Regions from separate parts of the Mus musculus genome. Here region 1 is linked to region 2. Evidence: chromatin loops called from intact Hi-C (ENCODE). Cell type or tissue: left cerebral cortex. All regions are shown on one strand. Links, peaks and the distances in the headings refer to the core of each region. The heading gives the core; the rest is flanking DNA. Region 1 has its middle 29 kb from the start of 4930431P22Rik. Region 2 overlaps 1700105F02Rik (a long non-coding RNA gene).

Region 1 (10,594 bases), core at 1,088-9,087, 72 kb before region 2:
AAGCGAGCTGCTGTATGTTTTGAAGACCTTCTATTTATCAGGAGCTGAGCTGGGTTCTGGGAATATAGAGCTTAAAGCACTCATTTATGAAGCACATGAATTAAAGGGAGGACTGAAGTAGCGGTTCCAAGGCATCGTGGCAGGTGGCTTAGAGGAAAGCCTGGGTTGCTATGGAGACATGGTTTAGGATGTCCACCTCTGCATCCTCGATAGCCTCACCCCTAGGCTTTCTCCTTCTCTAGCCTGATTTATCTATCGCAGGATATACCTGCCCCTTCATCTGCATCTTTTAGGCAGCACCTCCCCATTTATGCAATAATAGAATGTTTTACACTTATCTCTCCTTCTTGTCCATTTTTCTGTAGGGCCGTGGGTGTGTGGGGAAGAGGAGAGTGGGAGAGAGCCCGAGTTCGGTGCTCTGGGCAGGCAGACACGGGAGGACTGCCGGATGCTTTCCACGCGGTCCGGGGTGGGCATCTGGCTGTGTTAGGCCACTGACCACACATGGCGGGTGGTGGACAAGGAGCAGCCCAGGTACCAGGTTCTCAGTCTCCGGCATCCCACGCTGGATATGGCGAAGAAGCTTAAGAACAGACTAGGGACCCCGGGGTGGCACTCGGCCCTGGAGATATGGGGAAGAGATGGCAGGTGGAGAGGAGGCGCTGGATGGTTCTCACCCAGGTGAGAGTCCTTAGTCCGGTCCGCGGCTGCAGCATAGGAAGGCCTTCCATTGGGAGGATAGACACTGCTCGTTAGGAGAAAGCCCATCCCATCATTTAAGCACGGAGGGCCTTGATGATCAGAGACAGTCTATGGTTTTAGAGCTTTATTGTAGAAAGGCAGGGAGAAAGAGAGAATGTAGAAAGAGAGAGAGAGGTCAGCCATGGCCACGTGGAGAGAGGGGGAAGAGAGAGAGAGAGAGAGACAGAGAGAGAGAGAGAGAGAGAGAGGAGGGCTAAAGAGTAAGAAAGGTAAAAGCTTAGAGAGTGAGGAGGGGCCAAACAGCCCCTCTTTGCTATCTTGCTGTTGCTAGGTAACTGTGGGGAGAAGTCTAGCCAGAATGACAGAAGCTTGGGCCATTGTCTACGTGATTGTTAGCCACAAGCCTCCCTTGTGGGGGCTGTGGGGAGGGGGATGGTAACTTTGACAGGAGCCAGGGATCCAGGAGACATGATTGAACGAACGCTTTCCTTCTGTCCTGGTGGAAATTCCCACCCACCAGATTCCACTGGGGTTCAAGACTTCACCTCTGACTGGAGACCAAGCTGTCTGTGCATAGCCCATTGCCCCACACATTTCCTTGTACATTTTCTCCTCATCTGCTGAAGTGTAAGGGGCAGGCAGAGAGGCCAGGGAGATGGTTCCATTGATGAACTGTCTGCTACGTGAATGTGAGGACCTGAGCTTGCACACACAGCATCCATGGAAGACACTGGGTGTGGTGGTGTATGCTTGTATTCCCAGCCCTGGAGAGTGGAGACAGGAAGAGACCTAAATTTGCTGGTCAGCCACTCTAGACACTCAGTGAGTTTAAAGTCAGTAAGAGACCCTGTCTCAATACATAAGGTGAAAATAGCACAGGGAAGACAGTCAGCATTGACCTCTGGACACATATATGCATGCACACACTCAGAGGAACACACACACACACACACACACACACACACACACACACACACTCCCTAAGACTGTATTCTCCAGGAGATGATACTCTAAAAGCAAAGACAGGGCAGGGTGGAGTCGTCACAGCCTCATCTCTATGCAATTTTGTGGTTGGTGTGTGATCTAAAGAAGGAACTGTTCTGTTGCTTACAACTTGATTTATTAGTAAGTAGATTCTCATCTGACCACCTCTGTGGGACCCTAAGAGAACAGACGGCTGACATCGGTGCTGTGACCCACAGCTGAACAGTTAAACTGGCCACAGAACTTGAGGGGATGCAGCCTAGGAATTCTCAGATATAGGAGCACGGCCCAGGTGACTAAAAAAGGACTAAAGCCCTGTGGGTGGGGGACAGAGCTGAGGAAACAGAGCCTGGTCTTGTGCTGTCCGTCTCATTTGTGTCTAAAGCTGAGCATGCCTGGGGAATGTTCACATATGGCTGGGAAAAGGCTTGCCATGCAGACATGAGGGCTGGAGTTTGGATGCCCAGTGCCCACACTTAGTCGTGGCTCTATAAGGATTTGTTAGTTGGCAGGCTACATAAAGTATACTCCCAGGAAAAACAGAGCAGTTGCTGAATCCCCCAGCTTCCTTCCATCCTGCCAGACACATCGTCCATCCAGTAAGTGGCTTTAAAGGAACCTTAGTGATGTGTTTAACCACATCTTGTGTACTCTCCCACCCAGGCCCAACTTTTGCGTTTGTCGCTCTTGGACATGAATAGCCACCATCCAACGGGTCTCTTATGAAACCAACATCTATGCTTCAGTTTTTCTTTCCTCTCAAGGCCAGCATGGTCTTCGTGGGCTCCCAATCTCCTTTCACATAACCCTTCTGCAGCCGCTTCTCTCTACTTCGGTCACTTGTCCTTTGGGGGTCACTAATCCCCTGGGATGAGGGAATCCCTGCCCATCTCACGGTTCTAGTACTAGGAGCAGAGCAAGCTGTGAATTCTCTCCTTGCTGGGTGCTGTCTGATTTTCTGCGACTAGCGAAGACAGGCAAGTCTCCCTTGGATTTCATTTTTTCATGCCAGCATTTTTGCAGGTGTAAAAGCTGATGGAGACAGGGGAAATCTGAGGAAGTGGAACATGCCACAAATAGACTCGGCATGCCTCGAGAAAAGAAATGCAGAGATTTAGTAATGGTCCCAGATCTAAAGGGCAGCGCTCTTACCTAATACGCCTATGCTTTGAGCTAAGCAAACAGGTTTGCCATCTCCTTAGCAACCAGAATACAAACATGTCTTACCTGAATTATCCAGTCTCTTTGCCAAAGCCACTCACTGTGAGTGGGGGAGGAGACAGGTGTTTGGTGAAAGAGTCCACATAAAGCACATATCATTCTGTTGGATGGGGCGTTCACCTCCCAACCTCATTAACACCTCACTTGTTTCATTTGCCAGCCATGGCCTAACTTCTGGTAAAAGGTTAATATAAACTCACCCTTCTGTCAGTCAATGACATTTAGGAGACCGATTTAAAAAAAAAAAAAATTCTGCAAGTTTTTTTTCTGGAAAGTTCTATTTATAATGACACCATTAAATGGCCAAAGACAGTAATTATAAATTGCCTCCTCTGCATGTGCAGGTAAGACCTTCATAGTCAACACTGTGGCCCTCTCCCACCATCCCCCAAGGGACTTCACATTCCTGCTTGTTCTGTGACAATACAAGCCATGCAAGGTACAAGGTATTTGATTCAAATCATGTCCAAGGAGCTGCTTGCTCTGCTGAACTGTGGAAGTGAGGCTAGAGAGATGGTTCAGTAGTTGAGAGCACTGACTGTTCTTCCAGAGACTGGGGGGGGGGGGGGGAGAGGAAGAAGAGAAGAAGAAGAAGAAGAAGAAGAAGAAGAAGAAGAAGGAGGAGGAGGAGGAGGAGGAGAAGGAGGAAGGGGAAGAAGAAGGGGAAGAAACAGGTCTCTAACACATAAGAGTCTGAGAGACTCTAGAGAGACTTCTCTAGAGAGAAGCAGCAAATGAAGTAATCCAATCCTGAGACCATGACAGCCTCTCAGAGCTCCATCTAGAATGTTCTTTGTCTATGACTCTCATCGTCTTTGTCTCCCAAGGCTGGCTGAGTAGCGTCTCAGTGTGGCCTGCAAGGCTGCTTTTTTGAGCAAGCCAGTCATCACAGTGAATACTCACTTCCACACTCAGCCTGCCCCTTCTTAGAAGAGCCTTCCTGGGGGGCAGAAGGATGAGACGGACGCCAAATTGGGGCACAGGAGTAAATATCAGGGTAGGAACCCCAGTTCTTCAAAACAAATGGGAAGCAAACATGGGAGAAAGCGGTGGGCCACCTCCTGCCCCCTCCCTGAGCTGGGTCTTTTCAGGATGTTTGAAAACTCTGGGACACAGAAGTTACTTGTGAATGGTTGAGTGTACCACACCCGTGAGGATCTGGCTAGGAATGCTAGGACCTCTGTCATGTGTGTAGAAACCTATGTAGTATTGCAAGCCACGGAAGCTACATGTTAGCCTAACCACAGAACAACTGCCAAACACAGGTCTGGGAGGAGAGGCTGCTATCTTCCACGAGTTGAGATGAGGCTTTAGCCCTCGGAACTCATTGGGTAGAGCTTGTAAAAAAACAAACAAATAAACAAACAAAAACAAAACAAAAAACTGAGGGGCTGAGGCAGTGAGGAAGAGGCGTAATGGAAGAAAGAGGACCACCTAGCTCAATTGCCAAAGCTCTCCTGGTGGCAAGATCTTGGTGTGGGAGGGAAGCTGGGCCATGAAGGACCCAGAGATGCATCACAGGCAGCCTCCTCATAGGATTCCGCCAGATGGTGTCAAGCTGCCAAATCCAGAGATAGAGACTGGCCGGGTGGCTGCCTCTGCCCTGCCAGACCTGGCGTGGCGTGGCAAGTGGGATGATTCGTTGACAGACACACACTTCACACTTGGAAGTGGGAGGGGAAGGTTTATGGGAAATGATTGCGAAATAACCTCTCTCCCGAACTGAGGTCCTGTGCAACTCCCAGACTGTTGTACCTACTGCTATTAATTTACATAGCACGTATTGTACGCCTACTCAGCTGGAGTAAATAACATCCAGTGATGGGAGGCGACAGTAGCTGCCTGGCAGGAAGCTCCCGGATTCAGTTTGTGTCAAATACTTTACACGGGGTATGGCTTGTGTTGTCACAGAACAAACAAGAGTATGAAGTCCTTTGGGAAGGGGAAGGTCACATAGGTACCAGCACAGGTCTCACCCTCACATGCAAAGGAGGCTATTTATAGTTAACCCTCTTTGTCCATTTAGGTGTCTCTCTATAAATAGAACTTTCCAGAAAACCTTCCTAGCAATTTTCTTTTTATCAGTCTCCTAAATGGTGTTGACAGAAAGAGGTGAGGTTGCACTAACTCTTCAACAGGAAGTCAAGGCATCGCTAGTAAATGAGACAAGTCAAATACTGGTCTCAGCTCAGTGCGCCTACCATGGTGGGCGGTGTTGTTTCTAGTCCCATTGTACAGAGGAAAAATGTGAGGTATAGTTTCTCTGGTCTCCCAGGAATACAAGAGCCAAGACATCACACGTTTTAGCTGTGTGGAGTCACTCTACGTGTTTCTTGCGTTTAGTTTTAAACCAGTGTTGTACGAGGCAATTGAAAGAGGCCAGCAGGGACCAAAAAAAAAAAAAAAAAAAAAAAAAACCTCTAAAGAAGATTCTAGTCTGAGGGAGAGAGAAAGCAGTGCCCTCTTCACCACATATGGGCATCTGGAAAATATCAGACTGTTAGGTTCTCCTGGTGACTATGGCGTCAAATGAGGAATTATCAGCCCCCTTCCCCTGTGCTAAAAACTATTAAACTGGCCATCAAACATAGAGACATGCATTCGCACAGAAGCGTTGAAAACAGGCATTGAACCTGACCGGCACTTCAGGGTGGACACACCTTGGCCCAGGTGGTCCCTCGAGCAGCCTGTGTATGAGAGACTTGAGCTGGAGCAGTTATCATGCTCAGAGTCCCACCAGGATGGAGTCTGCTGAGAAGGGAGACACAGGATTCCTGAGGGTTGGCGGTGGGCTTCGCCCCACAGCCGCCTTATGCTTTGTTCATAGAGGAGAGTGAATCCTGTGTGATATTCCCAGCCTTCCTGCATTCTCCACACTTCATCTTTTAAAAAAGAAAAGAAAAATGATCTCGTGGACAACACGATGATGCTAGGTACCCCTCTGCAGATGCTGGTGCCCGACTGAGAACCTTCCGTGCCAGCTATCCACCCTGCCATGCTGTCTCTTGGTTTACAGGATTCTGGAGGATTCCATAGAACAGCCTCTGTGTTCCAGGTCAGCCCTGTTTAGTTACGTCAGCCTAGTGTGCTTTGCCTACAATTGTTATTTTGCTCTTAAGAAATAAAATAACTGCCAGGCAGTGGTGGTGCATGCCTTTAATCCCAGCACTCAGGAGGCAGAGGCAGGCAGATTTCTGAGTTCGAGGCCAGCCTGGTCTACAGAGTGAGTTCCAGGACAGCCAGGGCTATACAGAGAAACCCTGTCTAGAAAAGAAAGAAAAAGATAGAAAGGAAGGAAGGAAGGGAGGGAGGGAGGGAGGGAGGGAGGGAGGAAGGAAGGAAGGAAGGAAGGAAGGAAGGAAGGAAGGAAGGAAGGAAGAAAATAACCCATAATGTAAGAAACATTGTGAGCCAGGCCCGGTGAGGCAAATGTGCAATCCCAGCTTCTTCAGAGGTAGAAGCAAGGACAGCCACAAACTGGAGACCTGCTCTGGCTGCAGCATGAGCTCAAGCCTGTTCTGAATAGTCAGTGAGACCCTGTCTCAGAAAGTCACAAAGAGGCCTGAGGATCTGCCATTGGTGGAACAATTGCTTAGCATGTGTGAGGTTCAATTCCTAGGGTGAAAGAAAGGAGGAGGTAGAGGAGAATAGGAGCCCTCCATTTGTTTGATTTACTATCATGTAAAGTGTGGAGTTCATGGCTGGAATGGGGCAATGCTTAATAAACATGAGTTTTCTTCATTGCCCTCCATCTCAATCACTTCTCATGAAAGACGCCTTGAGAAAGTTAAGATATTTATCCTATTGATGAACAAACACGTTTTGAGGGTGTGTTGTTTGTAAGATGCTAAACTGAGGATAGGAACACAACCACACTCCTATTAGCATCACTACATCGATATTTGCATTTTTTTTTTTTTTAGTTTAAGTCTGAATTATAAGTAGCTTTTACTCCTTCGTCAACTGAGTTGTCTGTTCTTTTCTCAATGATTATATCATAGCTTCTCCTTTGTAGTACATATTAAATAGACTTTTCCCAAGGTTAGGAGTTTATTATTTGTGTAGCCCAGGCTGATCTAGAACTAGCAATCCTCCAGCCTCAAACCACCCAAGTGCCAAGATTATACATATATGCTACCAGGTCCACCTTTTCATTTTAATTAAAAATAGATAAATAAAACAGGGCCAGCAAGATGGCTCGACAGGTGAAGGCATTGGCCACCAAGTGTGGGGGTCTGCTCTGATTTCCATCCCCGGTGTCCCCATGGTGGAAGGACAGAAAACGACTCCTCCAAGTTGTCCTCCAACAGCCACAAGCTCAGGGTGACACAGGAGCACACCTCCAAACCCCGCCCACCCAGTCCACCCCCACAGAAGCGACCTGTTTTAAAGCTGCATTCAGGCTATCTTGATTAAACTTTAAAGAGCCACCCTTTGTATTTACATGCACTTGTAAGAAATAACCCTTTCCCCAGTTTCCTCTGATGACAACATCCTGTGAAACTGTGTCACAGCCAAGCTACTGGTGGGATCCCTGGTTGTTGCTCTAGCCACACCTTCTCAACTCCTCTCTCCCCAAAATTGGTGACCACGGAAACCACCAATCCGGCTTCAATTCCTGTACATTTGTCATTTCAAGACAATGTTGTGGAGATGAAACTGCATGGTATGTAATTTGGGGTTTGGTTTTTTTTCCCCCACTCTGTGTAGTCCTGGAGACTAATGGAGGTTGAATCTTTAGTTTTGTCTGTTTACTACGGAGCTCAGTTTTGTGTCCTGAGTGCAGCTTCCTTTGCTTATCAGTTCACCCATGGATGTTGCCATGAGATTCTTGTTTATTTTGCTACACGGAGAGGTGATGTCTCAGCGTGCCTGATTCTCATTTCTCTAGTGGCTGCTGATGTGGACACCTTCATAATTGTTCGTTGTCCTTTGTACATTCTTCTGGGGGCAATGTCCTCCTGTCTCTTTTGTCTGTTTTTGGTTTTGGTTTTGTTTTTTGTTTTGTTTTGTTTTGTTTTGTTTTTGACACAACATTTAAGTTCTATGCAGTTCAGTTTTGAGGCTTTAGATATCAGTCATTTTTCAGATGTGAGTTTTGTAAATAGTTTCTCCCATTATGTAACTTGTCCTCTAAGGGTGAAGTTCTTCATTTTGCAATTAGTAACGATGGAGGGCTCTACATAGGTATTGAGGGCATCTGATGTGGCAGCCCCGTGGATCAGCTGTTCAAGGTGACAATTGATTTCCTCCTTAGTGAGGAACCCAACAGAGACAGAGACAGCATGGGTGCAAAATAAAAGCCATGCTGTCTTCTTTTTCATTTCTTTTTATCTTAAAACTCTCTCTCTCTCTCTCTCTCTCTCTCTCTCTCTGTGTGTGTGTGTGTGTGTGTGTGTGTGTGTGTGTGTGTGTGTGTGTTGTGGCTTTGTGTGTATAAATGCAGTACCCACAGAGACAAGAGAGAGCACTGGATCCCTAAAGCTGGAGCTACAGGGAGCTGTTAGCACCCAACACGGATGCTAGGAACCAAAGCCAGGTCCTCTGGAAGAACAGTAAGCATTGTTACAGCAGAGTGCCCCTCCAGCCCCCACAGAGCCATGCATGACCTAAAGCTCAGAGGCGACATATCATTTCATTGTAGTCTTACAGAGACTACAAAGGCCACAGACAGGCTCTGACATCAGATGGGAGGGGACAGCACAGCATGCGCATGCCAAGAGCGAAGCCCTCCTGGCCTGGGCTAACAGTCACTGACTTCAGATCTAAACAACAACAACAACAATTTATAATATATAATATATATAATATATATAAAATGTTAAAACCTATCAAAACCATATAATTGACATGTGTAGATATCTTTATAAGTTTTCAAAAAATTTTGTCTTTTTGCTTGTTCTCATTTTGTTTGGTTTGTAAGCATTTTTCTAAGCATTCATAAAGCACCCATCTTTTAAAATGTTTATTTTCTTAGCGTATGTTTGTGTTCTAGGATCCAACTCAGGTGGTCAGGTTTGGCAGCAAGCTCCTTTACCCTCTGAGCCATCTCGCTGGCCCTATTTTCTTTCCTTTCTGTTCTAAGGGGTAAAGAATAACCTATAGCCCTTACACTTTCTTATACCACTGGTAATTTCTTGAGTTTGGAAGCTTTAATTCTTTTTAAGGTGTTTTTATTGGCTCTGCGCCTAAAGTTAACTTGTATATTTAGAATGGTATCCAGTATTTTAGGCAGTATTGGCTTTTTTCTCTGCTACATATGATTAAGAAATTAGTTATTCAAGTTTCTCCCACTGTCATCTCCATCTCAGTGTGGCCGTTATTTTTACATCTTCACATTTTTCTTTTCCTTTCCTTGAGGCTCAGTCCAGGGTAGCAATCCTGATGTCCCTGATCCCAAGAGGCCATTAAGGAGTCGACCTGAAAGTAAATCTTCACACAGGACCCTTGTGTGGTCTTTGTTGGCTTGTCTGAGTTGATCCAGCTGTGCGGAACATAGCTGTCTTAGTTAGGGTTTTATTGCTGTGAACAGACACCATGACCAAGACAACTCTTATAAGGACAACATTTTATTGGGGCTGGCTTACAGGTTCAGAGGTTCAGTCCATTATCATCAAAGTGGAAATATGGCAACATCCAGGCAGGCATGGTGGAGGAGGAACTAAGAGTTCTACATCTTCATCTGAAGGCTGCTAGCAGAATACTGACTTCTAGGCAGCTAGGATGAGGGTCTTAAAACCCCCACCCACAGTGACACACCTACTCCAACAGGGCCACACCTTCTAATAGATCCACTCCCTAAGCCAGTGTATATAAACCATAACAATAGCTAACTCCTCTTTCACAAGATGGCAGTGGGGACCATCCTGCTGAGTTTTCCCTTTAATCTCCATAGACACTGGCATGGCAGGAAGAGGCTTGTCACATACAACACAGGGCACAGATTTAAACGTAATTTCATATGCCAGTGAATTTTGTAATATATAAAAATCTCAGGTACACACAACCAAGTGACTCATTACTCATTCGAGATGGGGAAGGTAACTGAGCATCCTGTGTCTGTCCTTGCTACATTGGACTCCTAGACAAGTGGGAGCTGAGCACACCCTTACCAGCAGGAACAGAAGCTTCCATAGGCCCTGCAAGGAAGCCCTGACAAAAATCAACCCATCAGGAAGTCCCATGGAACCCAGCCGTGCCAAGGGCATCCCCTGGGAAGATGTCTCATTTAAGAGGAAATTTCCCAGAGCTGACCTGGATTGCCATATGTGTAGCCCCCAAAGTTCCCCATGCACAACCAACTGCAACCAACTCTACAATCCTCTCCTTATATATACACAGTGTGCCTTCAGTGCGCTTGTACGTGCAGCTGTCTCCAACTGATCCAGGTTTCCATTTACTAAGTGCCTGTAACTTGACTGAGAACCCTGTGTCCCCAGTCCTTATCTTCAACAGCCACCCCCCTGGGGGAAATGTCATTTACTATTGTTGTAAAATAACAATGACCCAGATAAAGAAACTAAACTTCAAGAACTCCCCATTGACCAAGAAACTCACCAAAGACAGTTGCCAAGACCCTATCACTAATGACAGTTAAGAAGGTCCTTTCTAAACATGGACTGTTCCCAGAAGACCTTTGGAGGGGCCCCTGCCTTGCACTCTCTTCATCCAAGACTTCTTCTAGTCT
Region 2 (10,594 bases), core at 1,715-9,714:
GCACTACTTATAGGATGTGGTGAGTCTCCTTCCATCAAGACAGCTGGGGAGGGTGTCATGATGGAACACAGGAGAAACATGTCACAGTTCTAAGCCAAGGGCAGACAAAAGCTAAATTGTTCTTGAAATAGATTTGCTGCATAGACCCTGGAAAAAGTCATGAGGTGTTTATGTTTTGAGAAGGTGCCTGAATTTGTCTGTTGCAATCCTGCCAGAGCAACTGGGATAGCCCCAACGGAAAACTTCCATGACTTGGAGGCCTGACCCAGTGACACACTGGGTCTGCTGGCTCTAGGCATGAGGCCAATTGCCCAGGAGCAGTGGGCCAGAGAAAATAGGCTGTGGCTCCTAAGGCCAGGACAGCCCTCTCAAGTGAGCAGGTTTACGGTCATGGGCAAGGATTCCTAACACAAAAGCTCCCATTCAGATTTTGATCTTCAAAGCTGTCATATAACCCAGAACTTAAAAGGGAGGGTAGCTATTCTGTGTCCCACAAGAGAGCACCATCCAGGTCAAGGTCAATGAAGAAGGGCCCATGTAAGAATAGGCCCTCCAGGTTTCAAGAAGGCACCACTGAGAGTTCCCAGTCCCTAAGGCAAGTAAGAGTGGGAGAATCAGGTCCCTGGGGACCCTGTCACAGGGAATATAAGGTATTAATATATGAAGAGAGGGATGGATACTTAAATGAATGAGTAGGTGATGAAACAAATGAATACAAGGAAAGAAGGAAGGAAGGAAGGAAAGGAGGGAGGGAGGGAGGGAGGGAGGGAGGGAGGGAGGGAGGAAGGAAGGAAGGAAGGAAGGAAGGAAGGAAGGAAGGAAGGAAGGAAGGAAGGAAGGCAGGCTTAAAAGAAAATGGCCCCCATTGGCCTATAGGAAGTGACACACTATTAGGAGGTGTGGCCTTGGGGTAGGTGTGGCTTTGTTGGAGGAGGTTCTTTCTATAGGAAGGGTTTTCGGGTCTCAGAAGCTCAAACCAAGTTCACTTCCTGCTGCCTGCCAACTTGGATGTAGGACTCTCAGCTCCTTCTCTAGCACCATCTGTCTGCATGCCACCATGCTTCCTGCCATGACGACAATGGACTGCACCCCTGAAACTGTAAGCCAGTCCCAATGAAACATTTTCCCTTATCAGAGATGCCATGGTCATGGTGTCTCTTCAAAGCAATGGAACTCTAAGACAGAGGGTTGATCAGAAACCCCAAATCCAAAGAAAAATATTGATTAGAAATACAATGTAGTGTTGGTATACTAAGGGAAAGGGTGGTCAGCAGCCAACCTGATGATTTGAATGGAGCAATTTGCTTGCTGAAGGCAGCCATTCTGATTGAAGAAAACAGTCAAGCTGCAGGTCCCTTGGGAAGAAATGGGTTAGTCTCAGGACTTGTGTTCCCTCAGCCATCAGCTGCTCTTCCCTCCCTCCCTCCCTCCCTCCCTCCCTCCCTCCCTCCCTCCCTTCCTCTCTTCCTTCATTTCTTCTATCTACCCATCTATCTACTTACTCACCTACTCATTCATTTGGGTATCATATTAAAACTCAGAAAGCATCGGTGTCTCTGTGCCAGCCCTCTGCTACCTGCATTGAGAACACACTCAAAATATGATCTTCAATCCCACAGCAGTGCTCCAGAAAACCCCAATACGTACACTAAAGCCCATGTGCGTATGCATGTACGTCTATATTTTAATGCCATTAGGTCGCATCCACTAAACCCTCACCTGTGGCGATCTTTGTGAGGCATTTACCTATAAACAAACACTAAGCTCAGTCTAATACCCACACAGGAATTGCCCAACAATGTAATAATGCTCTCCAAATCCCTAGTCAAATTTCATGTAAATGAAGCAAACCAGGTGAGGCCAGATCCTCTGTCACATCCGCCCTGCCAGAACGCTCTGGTTGGATGTCCTGCTCTGGTCGGATGGAAAGTACATTATTGACATTCCACCCCGCCACACCCCATCGCTGTTTTCCCCTTACCTCCACCAGGTCAGATTATTTGCTTTAGTTACAGGGTAATGCGGGAGGAATGTGATATACTGGCTAGTTACTAAAAGCCTGTTGTTGAAATAAAATTCAGATTAATCAAAATATGCTAAGAGGAGATTTGTTTGGTATTGCTGAAATGAGCCGAGGATTTTCCAGAAATCCCCTTTCACGTTAGCACTCGTGCAGACTCACCTTTAAAAATAAAAACAAATGGGCTGAGAGTGTGGCCCGGTTTCAGGAGTGCTTGCTTAGCATAGGCAATGCCCCAGGTTTGATTCTACCACTGCCTTAAGCTGGGAGCAGTAATGCATACCTGTAATCCTAGCACTTGGGAAGTGGGGACCAGAGGACCAGAAGGTCAAGAGAACCCTTAGCTTTATAGTAAGTTTGAGACCTGCTTGGGACACATGAGACTATCTCTACAAAAAAAATGCATATAATAAAAATAAAAGCACTTTGCCTATTAATAAGCACAAAGGACTCTTCATCTGCCACCTGGCACCACTCCTAGCCCATAGGTTGTGAGGCAAAAGGGAATGGCTACATGCAAGAACACTAGCTCACTCTTCCATTCCTCTCACGAGCTATGTGATCTTGGGGGGATTATCAGTGGGAAGACACAAGAGATACATTTCCCGTGCCTGGCTCAGGGGGATCACAGTCCCCCTTCACACCCGACCACCCTCACTTCTAAAAATTGGCTTTAATTTTCCTCTTGTGTCCCACGCAGTGCCAACTCTTCAAGTCCCTAGAGTCATAGGGTGGATACTAGAAAGTGTAATGTCCTCAGAGCCCACCCCTTCCCCTGTTGGAAATTGTATTTCTAAATAAATTCTGTTAACAATGAAAGGGTAAACTTTTGAAGTCCAAGAAATGTCACATTTATATATTTTCATCAATCAACTCCAAGCAATGGTTTTAACCTCCAATTTTCAGTGTCTACAGGGGCCCCCTGACTACAGGGCCATGCTGAGAACTCAGGGGGTCTCAAGGCCCAAGCAGCTGATATCTCCCATGCAGAGCTTTGAGTGGAGGAATTTGACAATCACTGAAGCCAAGAGCCCTGATTCCCTGGGATTCTGGCTCCCTGGGAGTTCTACACAAATATGTCTAAGTTTTGTTAATCAGCATCCAACCGAACCTCTGATGCACCACCACCCTACAAGGGTAGGATTTCCTCGGGGCTGGTTTCTGTTGATGTTGTCACTGTGGCCAAAAAAAAAAATCAGGCCCCTTGAGGTCATTGTATAGCAAGGAGGAGGCACACAAAGGGTTACTGTAATAAGTGGACCCCCAATTTCTACCAGCATTACAGGCTTAAGATTACCCCTGCCTCTGCCAGGCGGTGGTGGCGCACACCTTTAATCCCAGCCCTTGGGAGGCAGAGGCAGGCGGATTTCTGAGTTCAAGGCCAGCCTGGTCTACAGAGTGAGTTCCAGGACAGACAGGACTACACAGAGAAACCCTGTCTCAAGAAAACCAACAACAACCCCCCCCCCCAAAAAAAAAAAAAGATTACCCCTGACTCTCAGCTTCCACCAGACACCCTACAGCCGTTCTCTCTTTCCTCCCCTGGGAGTTCATAGCCCATAGCATCTTGAAGAGAGAAACAGAAACAGAGTAGTCCTTCTGATGAGTGAGAATCTCAAACTGGTTTGACATTTTATTTTCCTGGTGGCTGAGGATATTGAACACCTTTTAAGCATTTGTAGTTCTTCTGTTGAGAACTCCAGTCAAATTTTGTAGCCCACTTTGGACTGAGCATTCTGTTTTCTTGGTGTTTAGTTTAGTGTGTATTCTGGTTACTAACCATGTATCAGATTGATAACTGAGCAAAGGCTTCTCCCCCAGTCTGTGGGCTGCCTCTTTACTTGACTGTCCACACCCTTTGCTGTACAAAGGCCTTTTAATTCCACTCTCTTTGGGCTACTCCTTGATTCCATAGCAATGGGGGTCCTATTCAGAAAGTCCTGCTTTATGCCTAGATCTTAATTGCGTACTTCCTAGTAATTCTCCAGTAGTTTCAGATTTTCAGGTCTTAACTCTTACCCGTCCTTTAACAAGCATTGCTCTCAGTACATGGCTCAGAACTTAACTTTGAACTGACTATCTATGAAACCTTACCATGAATTTAAGAATGACACGAATTCCCTGTGCCCAACCTAGGTCCAGATACACCAGAAGAATGTCTGTTTGCCCCCCAAAGGTGGGATTTCAGCAGAGGTTCTTCTTAATGTCTCCATCCCGTCCTCACAGAAACTGCAGAAAATCACACACACACACACACACACACACACACACACACACACACACACACACCAGACTTACTGCTTAGCAAGCGTGGAAGACACAACTCTAGTGTCAACCCCACACTCCAACATGCATATATATATTCAAGATTTGGTGGCCTGAGCATGAAATGGGACAACACAGAGCATACATAGGCATTAAGGTACCTAAAGAGGTCCATTCTCTCCTTGTCTACTAGAATCAGGACACAAGTTCATAGACATGAATAAACTTGAAACCATATCCAAGTGTGCTACCTCTTCGAGCCTCAGAATGGCTCTGAGAAATAGGGCTGACAGTTTCCTTTGAGGTGAGCATTCCCAACAGGCTAAATAGTCACCTTGCTCAAAGTCAACCAGAAAGAATGTGAGAACCCACACAGGAAGCGGTTTGCCCAGCTCCTGGGTACAGTGGCTCCTTTACAGTAATGGTGCCTCTGGGCAGAAACATCCTAAGTGGAAAAAGTACTCATAACTAATGTATTCCTTGACTCCTACCCAAATCAAGAAAGAAAGCAGTGTTATCATGTCAGTGGAACAAAAGGTCAAATTGATGCTTTGCCCAAAGTCACATAAACCCTGCCTGGGTGAATTCTTAAACGGGTGATCCGTTCCTACCCTAACCCGATGTCTGTCTTTCTATGAGGCTTGTACCTTCTCTGTTGTCGTTTACCTGCCCCAAACATCATCCCACAGAAATGTTGCTTAGCACTGAATACATATCTGCTATGTGCTGGGCACAGCTTCTTTCCAACATAAAAGTGGGTGAGACACGTCTGTAATGGGGCCCAGGCACTAGAGAGGAAAGCAAGCTTCTTAACGAATGCCATGCTGAACGCAGCTCACGCTGGATACAGGAGGGCGCCGGGGCTTTGGAAAGATTCACTCTACCTGCCTAGGAGGGGGTGCTGGGAATCCTGTGTGGCTTCCACAAGGGATACTGAAGCTGTCCATAGAGTTTACAGTACACAGATGTAAATTTCTGCACCAGGCAAAAGCTCAGAGGACAACAACACTCTCGCCTTCTGCAGTTTTTCCAGTGAAAATTACAAATGTACCAGCGGCGAACGAGAAGGCTCAGCCACGCCACTGACTTTCTCTGTCCTTCACACCTTAATTGAATTTGTCCTGAGTCATCTCTACAACCCTTGGTGATTTTTGGAACCACAACAGGTAACAGTCCTCGGCAACCAAGTTGTTTATCTAAAGCTATCCCGGAATCTGTGCCACGGCTGCCAAGGAATCCTGCGCAAGGAAGATGAAAAAAAGCCAAATTTAGTAGCAGATGACAGGCCTGAGGTCCGAGCGCTTCTGAGAAGCTTGAGAAACACCCCCTCTCCTGTTTATTCAAAATCTAAATCTCCTTGACCTATAAGAAGCTGCTGCAGTGCATGCGCAACGTGGACTGGCTGTTTCCTGTGGCTTTAAGGAGTGTAGACCTGACTGCCTTGCAGCAGCCCTGGGGAACGCCAAGCTGCTCGGGGTTGTGTAAATGACTGGGATCATCATTTTCCTGAATCAGGCTCCCACAAAAACAACACAGTGATGAAAGAGAGCAACTGGACACGTTGGCATGGTATCCAGCCCTGGGGATTCTTACACAGGTGGCCTGCCACGTAAGGACCCAAACCAGACAGACAGAAGGTCTGGGACCACGACCACAGAAACGCTTTTCTGACGTGTTTTCTTTTTTTTTTTTTCTTTCCATTTTTTATTAGGTATTTAGCGCATTTACATTTCCAATGCTATACCAAAAGTCCCCCATACCCACCCACCCCCACTCCCCTACCCGCCCACTCCCCCTTTTTGGCCCTGGCGTTCCCCTGTTCTGGGGCATATAAAGTTTGACGTGTTTTCTTAACAGGACACCACAGTCCAAGAGACAGGGGGAGGTGACACAAGGAGAATGACAGGATTTTTTTCCCTCACTCAGGAAGACCGACCAGAAAGCCGCCCCTAGTCTGTGACCTCCAAAGATGTAGAAGAGTATTTCAGGTAGCGAGGCTAGTAAGCTTGCCATCCACCTATGGGCTAGCATCCACTGAAGAATGCTCTGTATTCTGAGGTTTTAAAAATCACGTGCTCAGAGATATCCCCTGCCAGCCTTCACTCCTGACCTCTAGAAGGGACCACTGCCCTGTTCTCACCGTCTTACTGGCCTTCCAAAAGCATTGCCCACGCAGACCAGACCAGTTATCTAATTTCCTTCTGCTCAGCCCCCAGGAGCTATTTTGGGCTTGGTCTGTGTGTGTCCTCCACTTTCCTGCCAGGACTGACTCAGCCCCTCTCCTCTCCTGGGACTCTTTTCTTTAAAAAAAAAAAAAAAAAAAAAAAACAAAAAAACCTTTGAAAGATGCTGCATGCTTCCTCTAGGGCAGCACGTGGTGCCTGACTCAACTTGGCGTGCTGCCAGGAAGTTTCAAGTACCACCCTGCAGGCCAGCAGAAGGGGTAGGGAGGGAAGGCAGCGCCACAGCATCAGCATCTATAGTTCAAGCCCCTCTCTTGCTTACCTACCTACCGCAGCTCTGTTGTGAGACCTGTGAGGGTCTACATGCAGCAGGCCGAGTGTCTACATGCAGCAGGCCGAGTGTCTAAGCCTTGGCTTTCCCTTTTCTCCACCCATAATGCACCTGCCTTTGTCTAATTCCTGCTGGTCTCATCTTGATCCCCAGCACAGCCTAAACACTCTTCTCTGGTTCTCCAACCCACCCAACAGAACTGACCCTCCTTACTTGTCTGTCTCCCATCTCATCTCCTCCTGCTACACTGTCTCTATATGGCTAACTCAACCCTGTGCTTTGAGGGCTCCCGCATCCCATATGCTTTTTATATATAGAATTTGATTTGATTGTGTTATCCAAGTAAAGTGTTAAGAGGGCAAGATAAAAGAAGAGGAGGGGGGTTGAAGAAGAGGGACTTAAAAGCCTTTGGTTAGTGGAAATTGAGAAGCCCCTCCAAATTACCATGCCTGACTTTGTGAATTAGCATCAGGCTGATGATGAATCAGCTCGAAACAATGGCTGCATCTCTAACCTCTGCTGCCTAGAAAAAGCCGCCCAAGGCCAGCAGCTCCCTGGGCCAAGTAGGTAAAATCAGTGTGAGGATGGGAGCCAGATATTAAACAGCAGGGAGTGATGGTGTCATGGAAACACAGTGTAGACAGCCTCGCCCAGCAAAACACTCAAATTCAAATTTAAACACACTCAGAGCCAGCGTAAAGCTCGGGTCAGAGTCAAACAGCTAGATCTGCCAACACGGTGCTCTGCATTGTCAGTAGAAAGGCTCCGGTTCCCCTTTTCTACATTTGACATGTTAAATGGAGTGCAGTTATAGAGCATAGATAGATAGAGCATCATTCTGACTACGTTGAGCTACAATCCATCATGTTTCTGTGGATGAAGATATCACAGTCTCCAGTTCTAAATGTGAGGAATGCCACAGAGGTGTATTTTTGGTGAACAAAGAGGCTATGGGATCAACATCTGAGGCTTGGAACCTCACTGGGGAGGCAAGAGAAAACTCCCAGCACAAGCAGATTGTTATCTTACCATATCTCAAAGTCACAATTATCCCACCTCTCTCAACACTTCAGCCCAGCCAAAATGCCTACAGGTGATGCGTCCCCCGCCCCCACCTCTTAGACCACGGTCTGAACACATCACCTTTACCAGGCTTTCTCTGTCAGCCTTGTCTCTTCTTTTTCTACTCCATCCCAAATGCTACCTGAGGACTGTGTGCTTCCCAGGGCAGTGCTTGCCCACCCTAGATTGCAACTGTGATATGTATTGGCACCAGAGTGGCAAAAGCAGGACCGAATCTGATTCATCAAAAGCTGCCTGGTTCGACACACATGCTCATTTGTTGGCATTGCATAAATAAACAAAGGAAAGGAAGGAAGGAAGGAAGGAAGGAAGGAAGGAAGGAAGGAAGGAAGGAGGGAAGGAGGGAAGGAGGGAAGGAGGGAAGGAGGGAAGGAAGGAAGAGAAGAAGCAGCAGCAAGATTTCAGGTAAACTGCTGGCCAGGCCTCCTCAGGTCACATCACACATAGTCTTCTCAAAGGGCAGAGACAAACTTTCAGTCAGAAATTCTCAAGCCTGAGTGTTTTATGCACATTTAATCTGCACAATAACCTCCATAATGTAAATTCTGCCATATTTGTTTTCTCTCTCTCTCTCTCTCTCTCTCTCTCTCCTCTCCTCCCCTCCCCTCCCCTCTCCTCTCCTTTCCCTGTGTGTCTCTCTCTTGCTCTCTCTCCCTGCCTTCCTCCCACTTTCCTTCCCTCCCTCTATTCCTTCCTTGCTGTCTTCTTCCCTTTCTTTCTTTTTTGAGCCAGGGTCTATGTGTGCCAGGCTAGCCTCTAACTCGCTGTGTAGCCAGTGATGACTTGGAACTCCCAATACTCCTGCCTTCACCTCCCAAGTGGGATTACAGACATGCACTGCCACACCCAGTTTCTGCAGTGCTAATGATTGAACCCAGGGCTTCCTGCATACTAGGCAAGCATCTTCCGAAACACACACACACACACACACACACACACACACACACACACACACACACACCAGGATCCAAGACATGGAATCAGTTTCCTGACAATCCACAGCTAGTAAGTAGCTGAATCCTCAGCTCCAACCAGTGTCCCTAGACTGTAATACCTCTTTCTACCACCCAAAGATAGGCAATGGTTGGGACCTCCCAACCATTAGTGAGTGGTCACCCCCTGGATCAGACTCTGGCTTATAGCCATTCAGATTAGAAGTTGGCCTTCCTCTTTCAGTGGAAGCTTGTGTTCACCAGACTAAAGTCTGTGATCACCAAAGTTTCTTCACATTCACCTGCCATCTCAGATGAATATCCCTGGTCACCTGTTGTCATCAGCACATTATACTATCATTGAAAAACAACCCCAAGCTACATCTTAAATCCATTTGGAGTTGCTTGGTAATATAAGTACAAGGAGGAGGGAGAGAGAGACTGAGAAAGCCAAGTCATGCACAACCAACTCCTAAAATACCCTATCTTGTAAAAGTGTAATCATGACACACATTAGTAGAGAGAACAAGTCGGAGAAACTTCTCTGGCACTTGTACTGTACAAAATTATTGATTGATCTTATTCTCAAAGTCACGTAGCATTAAGTGACAAGGAGTTTATCACAGTGTGAGTCAACCATTCCCTATCCAGTTTCTATTTTAGCATTGCAGCCTAAAATGACGCAAAATAACCACGCCATTCCGAAATTAATCTCAAATCAAATTTTCATCCAGGAAAGGAGGGGTAATTATAAGCTCACACCCTAAACATCTACCAGTCTTCACGACATCAGCTCAAGTTTTATGAAACCCTGAGATTGCCGCATGGCAAGGGCCCAGGCTACTCACACTAGCTAAAGCATGCACTGAGCCCTTTCCACCAAAACACATGAAGAAAGCGACCAGACCTTTCCAGACCCCAGGAGCTGCCCAGTAATACAGGAGAATAAACACAGGCTTCCATGTGGTTGAACCTGCAGGCAGTGCTTAGAGAATACAGTTCCAGGCATGGCTCTGTTGCTTAAAACTCTACTGAGCTAGAGAAGAGTGTTATGTCTACTATCAGAGAGCAGACTTGTAAAGAGACAGGCAACACCCAGGACCAACCCCAGGGGCCAAGAAATGTACAAGAAGCACATGAACTATAGCCATCAGATTCCCTATCAACTGCCCATTGATAGAAACAAAAGAAAACCCTTTGAATGAGGGAAATAGCCATATATAGGGGGTAAGCCACAATCCCAGAAAGAGCCTGTCTTCAAATGAAACATTAATCTTTCTGGTTTTGCCTTTCAAAGACCCCTCCCCACGCCCCACTCCCAAATGCTCCATTAGTTTTCTCCCTCTCTTTTTCTCTCCTGTGACCTCACGGTCCTTTTGAAGTTCAGGGACACCAGGTTGCTGCCTGTTCTGTGGCTGCTATTAAAGTGACACGGAGCTAAGTGACAGAAGCTAGCTGTGGTTGGTCACAGACTACATGACTGGCTCTCTATGCTGCACTGTCATTCTTGTCCCATTGGATACTCCATGTGTTTGGGGTGCTTGTTTGTTTGTCTTTACATTTTGTTTCTGGAGGCTTCTCTTAGAATTTCATCACACTCGACAACTGCGTCACATTCAGTCCATGTTAAAAAAACAAAAAACAAAAAAAGAAAAAAAAACATCAAATCAGTCTTACGTCTAGAAACAGTCTTCATCTCTGCCTAAGTGTTCTTTTTCTTTAGCATTTTTCCTACTTATTCATAGAATTCCCATCCCCGCACTTACATTTCCCAATAAAG

The links. Peaks named below come from ENCODE experiments on the same cell type or tissue, not always from the same donor. Only the 100,000 strongest peaks of a DNase experiment are listed, where the experiment ranks them.
Region 1: it touches region 2 in a loop (2.4-fold over the local background); 2 of 42 quality-filtered maps call a loop at or near these places.

Annotation. Positions count from the first base shown.
Region 1 is chr14:76,725,772-76,736,365 of GRCm38, reverse strand. No RefSeq gene overlaps it. Among named protein-coding and RNA genes, the nearest start is that of 4930431P22Rik, 29 kb to the left of the region's middle. In left cerebral cortex, for the core only: no CTCF peak of the experiment used is centred there; DNase peaks (open chromatin) are centred at 2,690, 3,843, 4,517, 5,073 and 1 more place; H3K27ac peaks cover 285 bases.
Region 2 is chr14:76,654,402-76,664,995 of GRCm38, reverse strand. All of the region lies in intron 2 of 1700105F02Rik (a long non-coding RNA gene), which reads left to right. Among named protein-coding and RNA genes, the nearest start is that of 1700108F19Rik, 18 kb to the left of the region's middle. In left cerebral cortex, for the core only: a CTCF peak has its summit at 6,648; DNase peaks (open chromatin) are centred at 6,633, 7,411, 9,381, 9,530 and 1 more place; H3K27ac peaks cover 1,300 bases.